2 separate regions of the Homo sapiens genome follow, and region 1 is linked to region 2. Evidence: chromatin loops called from intact Hi-C (ENCODE). Cell type or tissue: heart left ventricle. All regions are shown on one strand.

The links. Peaks named below come from ENCODE experiments on the same cell type or tissue, not always from the same donor. Only the 100,000 strongest peaks of a DNase experiment are listed, where the experiment ranks them.
Region 1: a loop joins it to region 2, with 1.9 times the contacts of the local background. A loop is called at or near these places in 3 of 110 quality-filtered maps.

Annotation. Positions count from the first base shown.
Region 1 is chr5:75,651,543-75,659,542 of GRCh38, forward strand. It overlaps ANKDD1B (ankyrin repeat and death domain containing 1B), which reads left to right. Exons shown (of 14, transcript NM_001276713.2): 8 at 1,600-1,698; 9 at 4,487-4,585; 10 at 7,741-7,839. Among named protein-coding and RNA genes, the nearest start is that of ANKDD1B, 44 kb to the left of the region's middle. In heart left ventricle, no CTCF peak of the experiment used is centred here; a DNase peak (open chromatin) is centred at 3,341; H3K4me3 peaks cover 865 bases; H3K27ac peaks cover 351 bases.
Region 2 is chr5:75,490,826-75,498,825 of GRCh38, forward strand. The region is part of intron 2 of CERT1 (ceramide transporter 1); the gene reads right to left. Among named protein-coding and RNA genes, the nearest start is that of CERT1, 17 kb to the right of the region's middle. In heart left ventricle, no CTCF peak of the experiment used is centred here; no DNase peak of the experiment used is centred here.

The DNA of each region.
Region 1 (8,000 bases), 160 kb after region 2:
TATGCTGAGCATTGAATGTCTGCCTAGCACAGGGGAGACTGGCAGTAAACAGGGCTGCAGGAAACAGTCCTTTCTTGGGGCTAATACCAAGTCACCTATTTGGTTCAAAGAGGGGTTTTGCTGAGGTGTATGGAGAGAAGACCTGGTTCTAGTCCACTTCCTACTTCCTGGGAGAAGGGAAATGAGGCTTTAACTCATATTTGCCCTAGGCATAGTGTCTTAGTCAGCTCAGGCTGCTATAAAAAATACCATAAAATTGGGTGACTTAACAAACATTTATTTCTCATAGTTGTGGAGGTTGGAAGTCTGAGATCAGGGTGCTAGCAGATCAGGTTCTGATGAGGCCCTCTTCCTGGTTTACGGACAACTGTCTTGCTGTATCCTCACATGGCAGAAAGAGAACTAGCCAGCTCTCTGGCCTCTTTTTGCAAGGGCATGGGTCTCATTCATAAGGGTTCCACCCAGGGTTCATCTGGATTCAAAGGAGTGAAGAAAATAACCCTGCCTCTTGATGAGGGGAGTGGCAAGGTTATACTGCAGAGACTGTGGGAAAGGAGATACTGATGCAGCAATTGCGGGAAAGCAATTTCCAGCAGCATCCTTAATTGAAAGACCTGCAAATACTTTGTAGCAGTCTTACAATTAATCAGTCAACAACGAATTACCTAATAACCTCCGAAAGTCCCCACCTCCTATCATCATCACATTGACATTAGAGTTTCAACATATGAATTTTGGGAGGGACGCAAACATTCAGTCTGTTGCACACGTGTTCCCTAGGGCTCTGACACTTTTATGGGAGACACTTAGAAAAAAACAATTAGGAAAAAACCACAATTGCTTTTGTACCATCCTAATAATAGCTCCCCTTCACCCCGGTAATTAAAAACACAATGGATTTTCTATTTATTTATTTAGAAACTGGGTCTCACTCTGTTGCCCAGGCTGGAGTGCAGTGGCATGATCTCGGCTCACTGCAATCTTTGCCTCCCAGGCTCAAACCATCCTCCCACCTCAGTCTCAGCCTCCCAAGTACCTGGGACCACAGGGACACACCACCAAGCCCAGCTAATTTTTGTAGAGACAAGGTTTCACCATGTTGCCAGGGCTGATCTCAAACTCCTGGGCTCAAGTGATCTACTGGCCTTGGCCTTCCAAAGTGCTAGAATTGCAGGCATGAGCCACTGTGCCCAGCCAGATTTTCTTTTTTAAATACAGCCATGCATCTCTGAATGACAGGGATATGTTATGAGGAATGCCTGATTTCATTGTGTGAACATAAATAGAGTGTACTTACCCAAACCTAGATGGTACAGCCTACAACACACTATATGGTATATCTATTGCTCCTAGGCTACAAACCTGTACAGCATAGTAACATAGTAACATAGTTAAGTACTTGTGCCATAGGAATTTTTCAGTTCCATTGTAATCTTATGGGACCACTTCAAGTCTGTCATTGACCAAATCACTGTTAAGTGATGCACGACTGTAGTTGTACTATTTCATTGTATTAACTGATTACCATGTCATAAACACCAGAAAACATGCTGAATTATAATGAGAGTTCCTCCTTGCCCTCTCTATTGTCTCTTGCAGCTCAATATCAGTAGTTTGCAGATAGCAACCAGGAACGGCCATGCATCCCTTGTCAACTTTCTTCTCAGTGAGAACGTTGATCTGCACCAGAAAGTGGAAGTGAGTTTATTCCAATGACACGGGCTTTGGTCCTGGCGCCGTGAGGTTGGCTGTGTCAGGGAGATGCCCCTTGCAGATACGTGTAGGAGATGAGATGTTTCACAAGGGAGGAATTCTTTCTGGGAAGGCTGGCTGACTTCTTTTGGAGGCTGAGTCTTAATCTTGAGAAATAAAATCCGAGGGATGAATTTTAGAAAGTCATTGAAGTTCCTGAACAAAATGAAATCTTTGTGTTTTAAATATTTGTATTTGCCGCAAAAAAGCTTTCTCATACGTCTAGAGATGCCATTACTCTTGTATTAATTTTATTAGTCTGGGAAAATAATGAAGCAGCTGTACATATCAAGAAGAGTGATAATTTTTCTCCCTTCACTGAATGTTCTTGTTTTTCTTTTGAAAGTCAATTCTTCATACTGATTTAGGTTTTCTGACGTTTGAATTGGCTTTGGCAGAATTAACAAAGGTCCTCTGTGCTGGAATTAAACAAGAAACATGCCTCTATTTTTCCACTCTATTTTCATTTCTCCGTTGAGAATATGATTTCCTCTGATCTTGCTGAGCCATTACTATTTATTGTATTAACTCAAGAGGAGGGATGTGGTTTAAATCATGTCAGATAGTTTTTGGAGCATGGTGTTGGGGGAATTGACTCTGAACTTACCTGGTTCAGTCCAAGGACACTTCCTGTTTCTCAGGAGGAGCTGGGCCCCTGCAAGGTGGGTGGCCCCGGCAAGAAGGCCAATGCCCACTTCTTTGCAATGTGGGATGCTTTCTCGTTTTTCATGCTTAGTGCTTCAAGGAGGTTATTCCTGAGCAGAAGAGACCTACACAGAAATTCTTCCTTTCATGCTGCTCCCATAGCCCTGCTCACATCATCTGTCTGCTCTGACCCTTGCTGGCCTCCGACAGTCTCTGACTTACTCAGCTGTGGTCTTCTACCTGTCCCCTCGTCTCCCCTCCCTCCATCTGCTGGTGACACTCTTGCCAACTCACTGTGGTCTCTCTTCCATCCATCTACCCCCATCTCCTGAGACAGAGCCTGGTGCAGATGGTAGAGTCAGAAAGGTCTGGGTTCAAGTCCTGTCTCTGCCACTTCCTTGCTGCATGGCCTTGTGGAAGTTACTGATCCTCTTTGTGTCTCATGTATGAAGTGGGGAATATGAGATCAAATGTCTAGGGTTATTGACGTGATTTTTGAAAAACTGTCAGCCTGGTGTTTAAAACAGAGTATAAACTGTTAGGGCAGCCTGGGCAACATGGCAAGACCCCATCTCTACAAAAATTTAAAAATTAGCCAAGCACAGTGGTGCATGCCTGTAGCCTCAGCTACTTGGGAGGCTGAGGTGGGAGGTTCGCTTGAACCCAGGAGTTTCAGGTTACAGTGAATGACGATGACTCCATTGCCCTCTAGCCTGGGCAACAGAGTGAAACCCCATCTCTGAAAAAAATAAATAAAAGAAACAGTTGGGGAAGTGAATGTGTAATAAGCACCACGATGAGAATGTGCTGAGTGTGTCTGATGCGTATCATTAATATCAGCTATTCCACTTGAGCGACGCTGCCCTTGTCCTAATCACTCACCCTCGTAGGCGCCTGTTCCCTCTCGCCACTCGCTTCACACTCAGCTCGGCTCCGGATCTGCACAGTGTCACTGGATCTTCAGCCCTTGCTGTCACACCCCTGTCCACCTTCCCCTGGTGCCCCGCCTCCCTCCCTTATCATGCTGGATGCCCCTCACCTCCCTCTCTCTCATGCCTTAATCGCTTCTGCCCTCACTTCCCTTCGTTGTTTCTTCCCTCCCTTTTCGCCCCGCTCAGCTGCCGTCTCTACTCCTGGAGGCATGTCTCCTCTCATGTCTCCACAGGCCAGTGGCAGCTGGGTGGGACTGTAGCAGCACAGGAGCCTGGAGGCAAAGTGTCGGGGGTAGATACAGGCCCTGTGGCCTAGCAGGGCTGGGTAAGAAGCCAGTGGTTGGGATAAGTGAGAGGGGCCGGGGGCTCCATGAAGGGCTGTGGCTGGGAAGACAGGTGGTTTAGCCACAAAGGAGAACGGGAGAGCAGGCTGCAGAGGGCTTGGTGACCACCTTGTGGCTAGACTCCGTGCGGGGAGAGCTGAGCATGAGGATGGTGCCCCTGAGTAAGGGGGACACGAGTCCTACAGGGCACACTGAGGAGTCGGGGCTCCAGAGCAAATCAATTCAGGAAATTCCAAATGTGCAATGATTTTGCCCTTGTGGCTACTCTTATTGCCCTTTAGCTTTTTGAAGTCTCTGAGAAGTCCTGTGGTTCAGCCTATTTAACACTTACTTATCCTTCATATTTGAGTTTAAATGTCAGTTCTTCAGAATAGTCTTTTCTGACCTCCTGAAAGGTCAGCCTTCCCCCTATCCCCACACTGGCTCTTCTACTTCCAAAGCACTTAATTGTATACTGTATTTGTGTGACTTAAAAAAATTAATATTTGCTTACCTGACTAGATTGGAAGATTCCTGAGAATGAGTTTGTTCACACTAAATCCCTAGCAACCTGAAAAGAGCTTGGCCCATAGTAGGTGCTTAGTATGTTGTTCCAGAAAGAACAAAGGGGGTGGGCCGATTGCTGGGGAACGAGTTTGTTTCAAAGCCTTGGGATGACAATAAATGCTGAACACTTACTAAGGGTCACCACTGGGATGGGCAGTTTCGGTACTTGGGAGATCATCAGGAAATAGCTGCTGAAATGAGTTGCTTTTTGATTTGAATGTTGAAGCCAGAACCTTCTGGATTTGAAATTTTTATTTCTCTCTGCAGCCTAAGGAGTCCCCTCTTCATTTAGTTGTTATCAACAACCACATCACGGTTGTAAACAGTTTATTAAGTGCACAGCATGATATTGACATCTTAAATCAGGTAAGCCAGGCAAATCAGAGCCTGGAGGGTCTCTTTTCTTAGTTTCAACACAGTGTGTGTTTATGGGGAGTTTTGATTAAGTTCAAGGTACCTAAAAATTCCTGGGAGGAACATGAGCATCCTTTTTATCCTTTTCCTTCTGTAACTCTCACTCCATCTCCATGACCACACACATACTTTCGTCTTTCTCAGCCACACAACTGGAGTTCAGCCATTGCGTGATTAAATCCTTCATGTTTAACAGGCCCAGCATTTTTGATAGAAAAACAGTAGCTCAGAGCTAAATGGCCAGAGGCTCTTTAAATCAAAAGCCACTCCCCCAGAGTGAAATATTGTAATTGGCAGGGAGCCTTTCCCCCACAAGAAGGAAGCTTTGTTTCTATATTAAAGACAGTAAATGTATCTTCTCTTTACCTAAAGGCAAAAGAGGCCTCTTGGAATAAAAGAAAAATCACTCCAATTTCAGTCAACTGGAGCAGAATCAAATGACTCGTTAAAGTAATCCATCACTGGCTGGAAATGGGAATGCCGCAACGGAATGATGAAGGGAATGGGGGTGGGCACTGAATGAGCCTGCTCTCTGGGGCTCTTCTGGGGCTGGCCTGCCCTCTTCCAGGATATGTAGGGGAGTGGGAAGAGGAGCCTTTCCAGGGTCCCGAGGCCAGATGAGACCTTCTGGCTGCCTCTTCCCAGAGAAGGCTCTGCGGTGCCCTTCCGGCTAGGGAGGAGCCATGGTGCAGTGGGCATGCCTGCCTGTCCTAATACACTGTGAAACCAGAGCGTTGACTCAGATCTCTGCAGTCTCCTCCAATTCCCACCTATGAGCTCAATTTTGCTCTGAGCTGAATGAAGATTTACCTGTACTTCGGTCCCTTCTCTCCTCCAGGGAACCTAGCCTCCTCCCCTGCCTTTACCTATCCCAAAAGTTTTTCTGGGGAAAAAAACCAATCTCCTTTTGTTATTAAATATACTTATGTATTCAACTACGTTAATATCTAAAATCTTTCCCAATGGGCAAAATCTTTGCTGAACACAGAGGCAGAGCTTCGTGCTCACATGTGATATTGGTTTTGACAGAACTGGCTAGATGTACTCTAGGGAAGGAGTGTTTGTTAGGTTTGCTATCCTTTTTCAGAACCAGACTTCATCACTTTAATTTTTTTATTAGACCAAGAATACACATAAAAAATAGGAAATTTTATATTTTAAATATAAAATATGTATGTAAAATTAAAAATATAAGCTAAAAAAACTTAATGTGTTTGAAGTCCCCAGCAAAGAAAGATAACTCTTCTTAATGTTTTAGTGCATTTCCTGCCTTCTAGACTTGTAGCAGTATTGTTAAAATGGGTTTTGTTGCATTTGATACATTCCATTTTCATCTGTTCCATGTTGGTACAGATCTTTGATAGGTTTGTCAGTATAAGTGTAATGTCTTGAATGACAAACACCTAGACACACTGCCATTTGAAGGTGAGTCTTTAAGAAATGCTTTTTGGGGCCGGGCGTGGTGGCTCATGCCTGTAATCCCAACACTTTGGGAGGCTGAGGCGGGCGGATCATGAGGTCAGGAGTTTGAGACAAGCCTGGCCAATATAGTGAAACCCTGTCTCTACTAAAAATGCAAAAAATTAGCTGGGCGCCTGTAATCCCAGCTACTTGGGAGACTGAGGCAGAAGAATTGCTTGAACCCAGGAGGTGGAGGTTGTAGTGAGCTGAGATCGCCACCACTGCACTCCAGCCTGGGCAACAGAGTGAGACTCCATCTCAAGAAAAAAAAAAAAAAAGAAATACTTTTTGGAAGCCAGGTGTTTTGGGTCACACCTGTAATCCCAACACTTTGGGTGGCCAAGATAGGAGGATTGCCTGAGGCCAGGAGTTTGAAACCAGCCTGGGCAACATAGTGAGGCCTCATCGCTAAAAAAAAAAAAAAATTAGTAGAGCCTGTAGTCTCAGCTACTCAGGAAACTGAGAAGGGAGGATTGCTTGAGCCCAGGAGTTCGAGGTTACAGTGAGCTACTATCATGCTACTGCATTCCAGTCTGAGTGACAGAGTAAGAAACTGTCTCTAAGAAAAAAATTAAAATATAAATAAATATATAAATGTTTTTTGGTAATATCCCCAGCATATTGGCCCTGTGCTCTGGTAGGAAGAGTAGTGGGCCACATGCCATTGCCCAGCTCTGTGAGTCTGGGGTAGTTGCTTCCCTTTCTGGTTAAGGAGTTGGGCTAGATCACATCAAAGGATCCTCTCTGCCCTAATATTTTAGAAATCTCTTCACATCTGCATTCCTTTTGGTGAGAGGTTAAGACGGGTGATTTTCTTGTGATTTCAGATATTTCTTTTGAAACTCTTATCCTCTTGATAGGAAAATGATTACTCCAGAAGGAAATTTGAAGTCTTGGACTCCTTTATACATTATAACGTAGAAAATTTAGAGAACAGAAATGCATTGAGAAGGCAATAAAAATAAACTCTAATCCCTTCATCTAGACCTTATCATTAGCATTTTTCTGTACTGTATTTTTGTCTCTTTCTCTATGTGTATTTTTCATTAAATCAAGCTCAACTAGATAGTATCATTTCCTAAAGTTTCAAATGTTATATCAAAAGCGTCTTTTATTTTTAAAAAATCTTCGAAATAATTTTTATTGTAGTAAAATACACATAAAATCCACCATTTTAACCATCTTAAGTGTACAGTTCAGCAGCATTAATTACATTCATTTGGTATAATATCACCACCATCCATCTTCAGAACATTTTTCATCTTCCCAAACTGAAATTTTATATCTATTAAACGGTAACTTCCCATTCCCTCCTCCAGCTCCTGGGAACCACCATTCTACTTTCTGTCTCTATATATTTGACTACTTTAGGTACCTAATATTGAAATCATTTTTAAAAAAATAATTTTTAATGGTTGCCTGTTATTCCAATATATAGATTATCATAATTTATCTAGTGAGTCTCCTTGTTAAACATGTAATTTCCTTTCAGTTTTTCACTATTGCAAATAATAATGCAATGAATGCCCCAGTATCCATTAAAAAATATATGACCTGTGTTTTCCCTTGAACCTAAATAGGATGGCTATACTTTCCATTTGTCTTTTCACCGTCCAAGTTTGTTCCCCTCCTTAATTTCATGGCAGAAGCAGCAAACCCCTCTGCATGTAGCTGCTGATCGTGGAAATGTGGAACTGGTGGAAACCCTGCTGAAGGCAGGCTGTGACTTGAAGGCTGTTGACAAGGTAAGTGCATGGACTTTACTCCATTCAGCTGAGATGGTTGCTAAGACCTTCCTGTTGGATGTCAGCCTTGAGCAGCGTTATTGGAATATCCTTTGTGAAATGGGCACAAACTGGAGAAACCATGCATCTTCATAGTCAGTAAAATACCCCAATTTTGGTTG
Region 2 (8,000 bases):
ATCTGGTAACTTTTTTTCTTCATTTAAGATAATCTATTGTCATTTTCTTTCATCTCTTTGAGTACAATTCTTTTTGCATTTTTCCCCTGGTTTTCACCCATTTTTGTTCTTGATTTTGAATTTGTGACTCAAGGTGGTTCTTCTTATCTTCAAACCCAAGTGTTGTATATTTTGAGTTCTATTTGGAGTGTATACTAATAGTTTTCTTTTGCTTCTTAAGTAGTTTTACGGGATTAGAGGAATTTTCCTTAGTTGATTTGTATGAATTTTTCCCTAATTTTATAAACTAAAGGAAAGGATTTCACTTTCCTTCTGTTTATTTTTGTGATTTGGGGGCATTTTTTCAATATCCTTCGTTTAATGGCATCTTTTTCTTTCTGTCGTTTGCCAAAGTCTAGATACCTCAGTGGAGTTTTGCTTTAATAGTAGAGAAGAGGGTTGTAGGCCTTCTCATTTTTTGGTTCCTTTTTTTCTTGCAGGTCTTTAAAAATTTTTTCCTTGACCATCCAATTTCCAAAGAACTCTTTTGTTTTCCTTTTCTGTCTTCCAGAAGTTAGACATTCAGAAGTGTGTCTCTTTAAATCACATTTAAATGGCTGTCTAGCCCTTTAAAGTACTTATACTTTGAAATCCTTTTCCTGTAATCCTGCTCTGATCTGTCTGGTTAGTTTTTTGCACTGAAAATACAAAAAAAAAGGGTGGATTTAATCTTTCCGGTGGTTCTTCCAGCTCTCCCTCACTAGTGCTCCTTCTGTCTTCTCAAGGAACATATCTTGGTCTAATTTTCCTTGCCACAGGGTCCCCTTGCGGCAATGGGGTAAAAGCATGTAGGACCACTGCACTTGAGTGTGTTACCTTTTTCTTACATGATTATTTTGCAGTTTTGCCATTATCTATCTACAAGTAATGTTCAAGGTGTTGTTTCATGTCAAAATGATATAGATGTGAAGTTATTTTGTATCTTTTAGGGAGATAACATTTTGGGATGCGGCTTACCACAAGCCTACCACCTACCACTGTCTTCAGCTACTCAGAAGCCCACACAGTTTAAAGAGTTAAATCATTCTGAACTCTTTGAGTCAAGGTTTGATATGAAAAACAGTTGTAGCTCTTCTTACCTTTATTTCTCTCTCCCTAATCATTTTCACCTTTTTCCTGATAATACATAAAATAGCCAGCACAACACATGTCATAGTTGCTCAGTCCTTATTTATATTTTAAAAAATCTGATAGTAATGGCCAGGTGCAGTGTCTCACACTGTAATCCCAGCTGTTCGAGAGGCCAAGGCTGGAGGACTGCTTGAGCTCAGGAGTTTGAAACCAGTCTGGGCAACATAGCGAGACTCAGTCTCTACCAAAAAACAAACAAACAAACAAAAAAACTCCCCAAAAATAGCCAGGTGTGGTGGTGCACCTGTAGTCCCAGCTACTACGGAGGCTGAGGCAGGAGGATCATGAGCCCAGGAGGTCAAGGTGGCAGCAAGCCATGATTGCATCACTGCATTCCAGCCTGGACGGCAGCATTAGGCCCTGTTTAAAATAAATAAATAAAATTTTAAAAATCTGATGGTAGAGACAGAAAGATGAGAATGAGATCTAAAGTGGTTCATTGAAAAGCTGTGGTTTAGTTGAGCCCAGGAGGAAAGACAGGCTTTTGATACCAGAGGAGGAAAAGGCATTCCAGATTAATAAAAATTTCAATTGACAAAGTCAGCAAACAATGTCAAGGTGCCAGTTAGACAAGCAGCCAGGTTGGTATAAGGCATGTTCATATGTTCCCCTCATACCTCTTCCCATTTCTGATACAATCACTATACTCAAGAGTTTCCTTAAATTTGAACTTTTACATCGATTGTTGAGATTGTTAGAACAAATAGCACAATACAGTATTTTTTATGTATAACAACTCAATTGATTTACATGTCAGAGCAACTATCAACGTCCAGAGAGCAAGCAGTTAAGAAAATGAGATGATACAAAACACCAGTCATGTCCATTCTTTACTTGAGCAAAGCTATTTTTCCTGCTTTAGGAAAGTGGTTCTCAAACTTTAGGACGCATCAGAATCATTTGAAGGGTTTGTTAAAGAAAGAATGCTGGACTCCATATCCAGGGTTTCTGATCCATTAGGTCTGGGGCAGGCCTGAGAATCTGCATTTCTAACAAGTTCACAGTTTATACTGATGTTACTGCTCTGGAGATCACACTTTGAGTACAATAACCTCTATCGCATTTTCCTCTTATTTAATTCTTCCTTGTTTTGATGGGGCATATCTTTCAGCAGAAGACAGACGTCTGTGTCTGTGGATGTATTTTACTTTTTATTATGAAAAATTTCACATATATGCAAAAAAACAGAATAATGAACCCTCTTACCATCATTTGCCTTCAACAATTATTAACTCATGGTTATTCTTTTTTAAAATCTACATCCTCATCAATTCATACCCTTCCAAAGGCATTATTCTGAAGCAAATTCTAAACATATCATTTCATCTGTAGACATGTAAGTATGCATCTCTAAAATATTTTTTAAAACAACAAGAGGTAAATTTGTTGAGACCATATTTTAAAATGCTTTTAGTCTGTCCTTATACTCGCTTGGTGATTTGGATGCATATATAATTCATTGTCGAAAATAATTATTCTTCAGAAGAATGTAGGCATCAGCCATTGCATCTTAGTTTCCAGCACTGCTTTTGAGAAGTCCACAGTCATTTTGAATCCTTAACCTTTGTTGTTATGTTTTTTCTCTCTGGAAGCATCCAAGATCTTCTTCCCAGTGGTCTGGCTCAGCACAATGTGTCTTTAACATGAGTCTTTTTAAAAATCTATTATACTGGACCTTGCTTGATGATTTCAATGTAAAACTCTTGTCCTTTATTTCTGTGAATTTTTCTTTTATTATTTCATTGATAATCCCTTTCTGCTCTGTTCTCTCTGCCTGGAGCTCCTACTGTTCAGATGTTAGAACTCCTGGATTATTTCCTTAATTTTACCTATGTCCTATTTACTACCTTTAAAAAAACAAAAATCTTTTTCTTTACTTTCTAGAAATGTCTATAATTCTACCTTCTAACTCTTCTAATTTCTTTCCTCACTGCTACCATATTTATAATTTCCAAGAGCTCTTTTTTAACCTCTTCCTTTTTTATAGTATACTTACTTTTTCATGATTTCAAAAACTCTTCTCTCTTTAAAAATACTGACAAATTTCCTTCTTTTTGTTGGACATCTGAATAATGTGTTTCCTAGTGTTGCACTGATTCTCTTGATCTCTTTCATATTGGAAACTTTCTTCATATGACTGATAGTCCTTTGCTGTCTGCTCATTTTTAACAGTAGGGAATCTTCTGACTCGAAACCCAAAGGCTGTACTTTGAGTTTACCAAAAATGGGCTTCACCACAGGATAATCTAGTTGGGCTACTTTGCTAGGGAAGCTATATTGTTATCTTTAGGTCAAAACTTTTACGCTGGTCAGATTCTTAGAAAAGACCCCAGCAACCTCCTGTCCTGAGGATTAAAGTTTGTTGGCCAGAGTTTGGAAGTTGGGGAATAGTGGTGGGATAGGGTCATGTGAGGCTCAGTAGCTAGTTTGCTTGCTTCCCTAATCCCTCCTCTGTATTCAGTGTGATACTTTGATTTCAATTGTATCTGGTGACTACTCCTCTACCCTCCAAGACCAGACACCCACGATTTTTTTCTCTATAGAGGTCCAGTGTGGGGAGGAAATAGAGAGATTTGATTGTTTCTTAAATTGACATATAACTCATCTTCCTTATACACTCTCCACCCCCAACTCTCCATTCCAGGAGGTATCCAGAACTGCTACAATGTTATATAATTATGATGTAGATCTAGTTTTGAGCTTCCCTAACTGATAGTTTAGGATCTGGGTTTCTCAGATTTACTAACTCACTTAGCACTTGACCATTTGTTTTCCAGTTTCTACAATGCTGTCTTCTGTAGTTTCCTCTCTTGTCCACCCTGTCTTTTGGGATTTCGACAGTTTTTAGCCCCATTTCTTTTCTTCATAAGAAGATAAAGTAGATGTACCTTTACCTGGATGAAATTCCTACCTTGTAAAAAGCCAAGTGAAACTATTTGAAGTCTTTCACAACAGGAGACAACCTTACTTTATGAAACTGGGTTTATATGTAAGTTTTCAGGAATCATTACCCTTTCCTATCTCCCACCCTTGAGACATTATCACTTTACAGACTGCCTTAAAATCTAGATAAGATTCAACTGGTCATGGCTTCTCAGTCTTTTGGTTCCGTATAATTAATTTATAAGTAATCTTTTTCAAGTGATGAATCCTCATTAGAGGGAAAGTATATTTTTAAAATACGTAATTGTTGGATAATATATATTCTCTAAATTGGAAACCAAGAGAATAGCTCAGCTTTCTTTATCAGCCATAATTTTCTTCCTTCAATAAAGACATGACCAGGTGCAGTGGCTCATGCCTGTAATCCCAGAACTTTGGGAGGCTGAGGCAGGCAAATTGCTTGAGTCTAGAAGTTCAAGACTAGCCTGAGCAACATGGTCAAACCCCATCTCTACAAAAACACACAAAAATTAGCCAGGCATGGTGGCGCATGCCTGTAGTCTCAGCTACTCGGGGGGCTGAGGCAGAAGAATTACTTCAGCCCAGGAGGTAGAGGCTTCAGTGTGCCGAGATCACGCCACTGCACTCCAGCCTGGGCAACAGACTGAGACCCTATCTCACTTACAAAAAAAAAAAGACAGAGGCCAAGCCTACACAGCACTCACTCAAAGGAAGCTCAACAGGAATACCAGCTTCCCTGGTGAATGCACTACTTAACGAGTTGTCAGCAAGTTTTAAATTTAAGGCTTTGTCACTTTAAACAACAGAGTGCCACTGCAGATCCAATATAAAAAATAAAAATGTAAAAACAGTGAGAAATGTTGCCTCTATACACAAAACATAGAAAAAAGTAAATAATAATGCTGTTCAGAACTCATGCTAAATGACGAGTTAATGGGTGCAGCACACCAGCATGGCACATGCATACATATGTAACTAACCTGCACATTGTGCACATGTACCCTAAAACTTAAAGTATAATAAAAAAATTAGCTGAAAAAAAAATAAATAAATAAAAAAAAGAACTTAGAGCAAAGTCATCAAAATACACATTCAAATAGGTCTTAACTGTAGATAAATTTTTAGTGTTAGTGATAAAAATCAGTCTCTCAGATTGGGAGAAAATATTTGCCAAACATGTACCTGACAAACGTTACGGTATCCAGAATATATATAAAGAATTCTCATAACTCAACATTAAGACAACAAACACAAGATATTTAAACAAACATCACAAGAGATACAGATAAGCAAATGAAAAGATGTGCAACATCATTAGTCATTAGGGAAATGCAAATGGAAACCACAATGAGCTATCACTACATACCTACCAGAATGGTTAAGATTAAAAAAAAAAAAAAAACCCAAAAAATGTGACAATACCAAATGCTGACAAAAATGCCAAGCAAATGGAATTTTCACATAATGCTGGTGAGATGGTAAACTGGTACCGCCACTTTGGAAAACAGTTTCACAGTTTCTTATAAAGTTAAACATATACTTACCTTACAACCTAGCAATCCCATTCATAGGTATCTACCCAGGAGAAATGAAAATATGCTTATGCAAAGACCTGCATGCAAATGTTTAGAGCAGCCTTATTTATTGTATCTCAAAACTGGAAACAAATATATATCCGTCAACTGGTGAATGCATAAGCAAAATATGGTATATCCCTATAGTGAAACAGTATTCAGCAATAAAAAGCAACAAGTTAAGAATACATGTAACAACATGATGAGTAGTAAAAGCATTATGGTAAGTTAAAAGCCAGACACAAAGAGATGCATACTGCATGATTCCATGTATATAATATGCTGCAACAGTGGTTACCAGAGGTTGGGGACACAGAGGGTAACTGACTACAATGGGGCAGAAGAGAACTATCTGGGAGGATGGAAATATTTTATATACTCATGTGGTAATGACTATATGACTGTATGCATTTGTGAAAACTATAACTGTATACTTTAAAAGGGTGAATTTGACCGTGTGTAAATTATATCTCAATGTGATTTTTTAAAAGGCACAACATATCTTTTTTTTAAAAAAAGACATAGAATAAGGAAAACCAAAAAAAGGTAGGAAACAATAAATAGATCAAAGAAAAAAAGACTATCAAGAATACACAGAAAACATATAAAGAGTTAACTATTTTTTTAGGTTGGTAAATAGAACTATTTGGTGGAAGAAAATTTCTGAACAGAGTTGCATGAGAATCTGTTCAAACATGACACGCTACGTATCCCGGCTCTAGTGAGTCAACTGCATCTTTGTCCCCCTTTGATAAAAGGGTCTGACAACTTCTGTTCTTTAATTTTTTAACTGTAGGCTTTACTCCCAACATAAACATTTCACAAAATAAATTTGAGAGACTACTACTATGTGCCAAGAATTGTACCAAGTACTTTTATATGTTATTTCTTTTAATTACATAATCATTCCATACTTAGACATTATCCCCCTTGTTTAATCAGTTAAGGAAGCTGAAAGCTCAGAGAAATTTAGTAATCTGCCAAAGGTACCTTTGGCTGTAAGCAGTGATATGGTTTGGCTGCATCCCCATCCAAATCTCATTTTGAATTGGAGTTCCCATAATCCCCATGTGCTGTGGAAAGGACCTGGTGGGAGGTAATTGAATCATGGGGGCGATGGTTTTATAAGGGCTTTCCCACCCTTTGCTTGGCTCTCATTCTTTTTCCTGCCGCCCTGTTAAGAGGTGACTTCCGCCATGATTTTAAGTTTCCTGAACCTCCCCAGCCAAGCAGAACTGTGAGTCAATTAAAACTCTTTTCTTTATAAAAAGAAATACCCAGTCTCGGGTATTTCTTCATAGGAGCATGAGAACAGACTAATACAGTAAAGTGGTACCGTAGAGAGTGGGGTGCTGCTATAAGGATACCCGAAAATGTGGAAGCAACTCTGGAATTGGGTAACAGGCAGAGGCTGGAACAGTTTGGAGGTTCAGAAGAAGACAGGAAAATGTGGGAAAGTTTGGAACTTCCTAGAGACTTGTTGAATAGCTTTGACCAAAATGCTGATAATGATATGGACAATGAAGTCCAGGGTGAGGTGGCCTCAGATGGAGATGCAGAACTTGTTGGGAACTGGAGCAAAGGTGACTCTTGTTATGCTTTAGCAAAGAGACTGGCGGCATTTTGCCCCTGCCCTAGAGATCTATGGAACTTTGAACTTGAAAGACATGATTTAAGGTCTTAAATTTCTAGGAAGAAATTTCTAGGTGGCAAAGCATTCAAGATGAAGCAGAGCATAAAAGTTTGGAAAATCTGCAGCCTGTTGATGTGACAGAAAAGAAGAACGTATTTTCTGGGGAGAAATTCAAGCCTACTGCAAAAATTTGCATAAGTAACAAGGAGCTAAATGTTATCACCAAGACAATGGGGAAAATGTCTCCAGGGCATGTCCGAGACCTTCATGGCAGCCCCTCCCATCAAACACCTGGAGGCCTAGGAGGGAAAAATGGGTTTCCTGGGCTGGGCCCAGGGCCTTGCTGCTTTGTGCAGTCTTGGGACCTGGCGCCCTGTGTCTCAGCTGCTTCAGCTCCAGCTGTGGCTAAAAGGGGTCAAGGCCACTCTGAGGACAGTTCAGGCCATTGCTTCAGAGGGTGTCAGCCCCAAGCCTTGGCGGCTTTCCCACGGTGTTGGGCCAGTGGGTGCAAAGAAGTCAAGAACTGAGGTTTGGGAAACTCCGCCTACATTTCAGAGGATGTATGGAAACACCTGGATGTCCAGGCATTAGTTTGCGGCAGGAGGGGAGCCCTCATGGAGAACCTCTGCTAGGGCAGTACAGAAGGGAAATGTGGGGTTGAAGCCCCCCCACCCCCACAATCCTCACTGGGCAGTACCTAGTAGAGCTGTGAGAAGAGG